Linked DNA regions of Homo sapiens: region 2 is linked to region 1. The links are chromatin contacts, found by Hi-C in ENCODE. All regions are on one chromosome and are shown on one strand. Each heading gives the region's core, a stretch centred on a gene start or an enhancer-like site at or near the end of the contact. The rest is flanking DNA. Distances are from core to core; before and after follow the strand shown. Region 1 has its middle 170 kb from the start of CASP4. Region 2 has its middle 110 kb from the start of CASP4.

Region 1 (2,774 bases), core at 100-2,599:
AAAGTTCTCTGATAGTGCACATTTATTGTCTATTCATAGATTTTAGGCCACTTTTTAGGACCCAGAATCTGTCATTATTCCTATTTATTAGCTATAGATATTGGCCCAGGCATGTATTTATCAAATATATATTTATCAAAGAAAATATATATTTATCAAAGTGTATTGAATAACTCAGGAAATTTCAGGAAGGCTAGGGAATCATGCCTGGAAAATTGGGCAGGAACAAAGTAGGACAGTCATCAGATAGGACCACAGTCAAACTCAGTAACATTAGTCCAATGAAGAGACTGCTACAGTTTCCACAGAACATAAGCAACCTGTTTAAATTGCCGCTAGCAATACTGAACACTGGACACTGTGCTATGCCGCCTCTGGGATTTGTCCCTGCAACTAATGCTGCACACTGGCAGAATGGGTTCTTTGCTCTTGTCTCCCAATTTCAAGCCCAGAGTTGGTGAATCAGTTTAAGAAAACCAGTATTTCATGTCATGCCCTGAGAAAACTGGTATCTGGCATTTTCAGCTTGCATGGTAGAAAGCAGTCTGTATCTCCACTGACGCTCCAAGTAAGAAATTGTCCATCCATAAAATGGGAACTGGATGCTTGTCATAGAGGACATGATAAGTGACCACCACCATATACCTATTTGTCTGCCAAGCATTTGTTATTTTTGGCTCTCTAGTATACAAAACCTTTTCACATAGTTCCACTTCAAAAATGAAAATGAAATAAAGCAACCCTGTCCTAATGTAATACACTATGCTTTATGAAACCAAAATGCATTCTCACCTTCTGCAAAGAAGAGCAACTCAAAATTTCATCAGTTACTACATTTAGCTAGAACACCAGGATCTCTAGAGAAATGTTTATTACTTCTTCTGACCTCAATACATCTTCATAGATACACACACACACACACACACACACACACACACACACACACTTCAGTTACTTGTTTCTTTTATTTTTGTGTAAAATATTTTCCCTGCTTAATTGAAATACCATTAACAAATAAAAATTCTATATATTGAAAGTATACAACATAATGTTTTGATAAACATATACACTGCAAAATGATTGCCAAAATCATGTCTTTATATTTTTTAACCATAGAATTATTACCAAGCATGTGCTATAGAAAACAGTAGAAGAAATGAAACTGAAAGAAAATGAAAGAGGAATGAAAATACAGAACTTCGTTTCTCCTCTATTTGGGGTTGTTTACCTACTAAAGAGGTTAAGTAACTAAAATCTTTTTTCAGACATAGAAATTGTGCTCCATGTGCCTAATACCCAAGTCTATGGATTACTTTCTATGCTTTAAATGAAGAAATTTTTGTCATCTCCATATCCTGTAGTCCAAGGTGCTGTTGAATCTAGTTTCAGTTAACTAACTAAATTAAACTCACAAAAGCCCCAGGCTGCTTAATGTGTCATACCAATCTATAATCTTTGAAAAACTTGATAAACTTTGGGATGGGGGAAGGTAGATGGAAGTAGGTTTTTCCTGCTGTTCACTGAAGTCTTGGGAGTGCATTGATAAAAGAGAGGTTAAAACTGTCCAAAGAGTGTACAAGGTCAAATCAAAATGCACGGTGGACATTATTCTCATTTGGCACTTAAAATAACAGAAGTGGGTTTTCTGAAGAAAAAAAAAACATGAATAAACTAAAAATGATTATCAGCTTGCATTATTTATGCTTAAGATCAATTACAAAAGCTACCTACATTTACAATTGCTTTTTGAAAAGTGGATATTTTCAAGTGCTCATGTTATGATCAATTTCAGCAGTACGTATTGCTCTGAATAATGTAGTTTCTTTTAAAGACATGACATACAGCTATGGCTTTCTTTTTCTTTCTTAGGCCAATGATAAGCATCAAGTAGAATGTCTTTCTTCATAGTAAGCAATTCACTATGTGTTGACAACATTTCATCAGCATATTTCTAGACATCTCACTAAATTCAAGCTTCTTACCAAGATTTATGATGTTCTTACTTTTTGTCAATCATTTCCCCAGTGGCGTGAAGTCAGAAACAGCAGAATTTTGCAATTCATAGACTACTGCAGCCTCATTATCAGCAGAAACTCCTTGACCCATAATCTTCAAATCATGCAGCATTGCATGATTCTTAAATACCTTAATCTACCCTAACTCAGTCTACTTCTCAGCTCCTTCGCTAAGTCACCATACTCCTTTATCGTGGCCTTATTCAGGTCTTTAAATATGTTTGGCACTTTCTGCTGTACCAATATGATGTTCAGGGTCAGCCAACACTGATTGTGGTTCACATGCACTGGGCATGTTAATTCTCTGATTTTTTTTTCAAAATTAATATGCCATATATAGGTAACATATTGAAATTTTCCAGAACCAGTGAGGCAGGACAATAGGGTCTGGAGTCAGGGAACCTAACACTGAGCTGACCTCCTAGAACTGAATCAGAAGGAAAACCCCACCTCTCCACATCCAAGTAACAAAAGGATCAGACGCTACTCCCTTGCCCAAATAAAAAATGGAAAGTATCTCTGATTGGTCCCCTCCCCCAACCAGTCTTCATGTATAATTTTGTAACTTTACTTCAGCCTCTGATTGGCCCCCTCCCACAACCAATCAGACTGGTCATGGCCCACTGCTTCATTTATATAGGGTGTAACCAATTAACCAATGGGAAACCTCTAGAGGGTATTTAAACCCCAGAAATTTCTGTAACCAGAGTTCTTGAGCCGCTTGCTCTAACCTACTCCCACTCTGTGGAGTGTACTTTC
Region 2 (2,700 bases), core at 90-2,589, 60 kb before region 1:
TGTGAAGCTGTTTCCATGGTCCAGAATATGGTCTATTTTGATGATTATTTAATGTGACCTTGAGAATAATATGTATTCTACTGTGTTAGATAAAGTAGTCTACAGATATCAATTTTATCGAGTTGGTTTATCATGCTATTGAGTTCAACCATGTTGTTACTGAAAGTCTGACTATGTTACACCTTTTAAAGTTGTCTATGGTTCTTAGATACTTTGTTCTTTTTTTCTTCTTTGCTTTTCAATTTTGGAAGTTCCTACTGACATCTTCAAGTTCAGAGATTCCTTCCTCACTCATGTTCAGTGTACTAATGCCCATCAAAGGCTTTCTTTGTTTCTGTGTTTTTTATCTCTAGCCGTTTTTTAAAATTCTTTCTTAGAGTTTTCATTTCTCTTTCTGCACTATTTATCTGTTATCACGTTGTCTACTTTGTACATTAGAGCCCTTATTAATCTTAGTATTTTTAAATTGATGGTCTGATAATTCCGACATCCCTGCCATTTTTGAGACTGGTTCTGAATCTTGCTCTTTCTTTAAACTGTGTTTAAATTGCCTTGCAATTTTTTTCTGGATATCCTGACATGAAGGAGGGCACAGGGAACTGCAGTAAATAAGTCTTTAGGGATGTGGTGGTGAAGTGGAGAGAAGGGGCTGTTTTGTAGTCCTATAATTAACTTGCAGTCTTTTTAGTGAGCCTATGCCCCTGAACCATAAAATTCATCAGTGCTTCTCAGTCCTCCTCCCACTCAAAAGTAGGACCAGATGGCTGAGGCGGAGGGGGTGGCTAGAGTTGTGTATTTCCCTTCTCTCATTTGAAAGGCTAGAACAGGCTGAATTTGACTATTTCCTTTCACCCATGTGAAAGCTAGAGAGGGCTGGATTTGCTTTATGTACTTCCTCAGGTCAGCTGGGCTCTGATAAAATCGCAATAGGTTACGCTCTGGTGAAATATTTTCTCTTGAGGGCAGGCCTCGTTAAGAAGAATAGAATGCTCTGGGGTATTTAAAAGTGAGTACATTTTTACCATGCTGGAAACACCAGGGAATTTTCTCGCATCTGCACTGTAAAAACCTGATAGAGAGCTCTAAGAAGTAAAGCTCACAAAAGTGTCAGGGCCCTCCTATTACTTGGTTCCATAGAGTTTTCAACTCTCCAACTTTTCCAATCTAAGCCTCCAGCAACTCATCAATTACAGTTCAGTTTTCCCTACTATGTCATTGGTTTCTAAGGATGTTTTTGATTATGGGTTTCTGTCCTGGTAAGTTGTAATTTTTTGCATCCACTTGTCTGTCTCTCCATTTTGGGGTTTAGTGGTTTGCCCTGTGACCTCATTTCTGTGATGACTCTAAGAAGAGTTGTTGCTTTTACGGTTTGTTCCGTTTTTTACTTACTGTTAGAACAAAGACTTTCAAATTTCCTACATGCTAAACTGAAAACTAGAAGTCCATATTGTTATTTGAAAGGAAAAAAAAAATTTCATATCCAAGTAGGAGAATAAAACTTTGAAAGCAATTCTGAATCCAATTCTACAGTGTACTATTGGCTTCTCTCAGTTCAGACTAGAACCTTTTTCATGAAATTTTTTATTTCACTGGTTTTCTTTTCCATTTCCATGACCTCCACAAGGCACCTTGTTTTTGCTGGGTTCTATTACCTGTTATTGCCTCTTCACTTCTTGAGTGAACAGGGTAGACTTCAGTCGCCTGCTTAAATATTAATTTCTCCAGTCTTTGAGCCAGTTTACATATTGATGCATCTTGCCCTCTCTACCATTATGAAGATACCTGAAATTACTGTGAGCTTGCTGAAAATTTCAGCTTAAAATAATTTTTCTTTAGCAATTGCCTGTTTTTCTGAGTTAGAATGAACAGCATGAATCTTTGAAATTGAAGAACATGACATGCATACTTTATAGTGTTTTGGTAAAGCTCTCTAACTCATCTTCATTTTGTCTACATGACAGGCTTTTACCTTGAAAAGATGTCCACAAACTCTGCTTGTTCACAAAAATTCAGTAAAATCTTGACATCAAGTTTATTTCTTTCTATGTAAGTACATATCTCAAGAAGAAGTCCCTAAGGAGCGCATTACCCCATTTCTCACCAGATCTCCTTTAAACTGGAGTCTCTCTCTCTCTCTCTGTCTCTCTCTCTCTCTCCAGTTAATGATACAATTATTCTATTTTGCTTTGCAAGGCATAGCCTATTATCAAACAACAACAACAAAAAAAGTGACTACTCTCTCTTACCTTGTTTAGGCATCTCCTATAGGACCTCTGAATGATTTGCTTGTGCTTATTTATATGCTTTTCTCTCAATAAATTTTGAATTACAGAGAGAACAGCAAATATCACTTTCTAATCATTTTTATTTTAATGGTCTCTGGCATAATTTTGTTGAATGAAGGACTTGAGTAACAGTTTTGTGACTTTGAGCAGGATATTTCACCATATCAATCCTTATTTTTTTTCATTGTCAACTAAGGACAAAAATGCCTCCTTGTCTTATCTCATAGAGTTTAAGGATTAAATAAAATAAATCATGGGAAGATACTATGTGAACTATAAACTGTCATACAGATGTGAGTGTTATAAGAATAAGAGAAGCATGTACATATATTCAAATTATCTATCTCCTTACTTTCCCTTTCTTTGCCAGGAGGACGCATAACTAAGCTGTCAAAATTGAAATAAATACAAAAAG

The links. Hi-C counts contacts between places; a loop is a spot of excess contacts on that map.
Region 2: a loop to region 1 is called in a map of B cell, with 5 times the contacts of the local background. The contact joins two enhancer-like sites. A Hi-C loop is called at or near these places in 2 of 168 maps with a recorded cell type or tissue (B cell and endothelial cell of hepatic sinusoid).

Annotation. Positions count from the first base shown.
Region 1 is chr11:104,797,411-104,800,184 of GRCh38, reverse strand. No RefSeq gene overlaps it. Among named protein-coding and RNA genes, the nearest start is that of CASP4, 170 kb to the left of the region's middle. Within about 2 kb of position 1,349, at least 2 of the 41 ENCODE cell types and tissues checked have a DNase peak (open chromatin) inside an H3K27ac peak, as active enhancers do; they include B cell, where a contact is called at or near this core.
Region 2 is chr11:104,857,695-104,860,394 of GRCh38, reverse strand. No RefSeq gene overlaps it. Among named protein-coding and RNA genes, the nearest start is that of CASP4, 110 kb to the left of the region's middle. Within about 2 kb of position 1,339, at least 4 of the 41 ENCODE cell types and tissues checked have a DNase peak (open chromatin) inside an H3K27ac peak, as active enhancers do; they include B cell, where a contact is called at or near this core.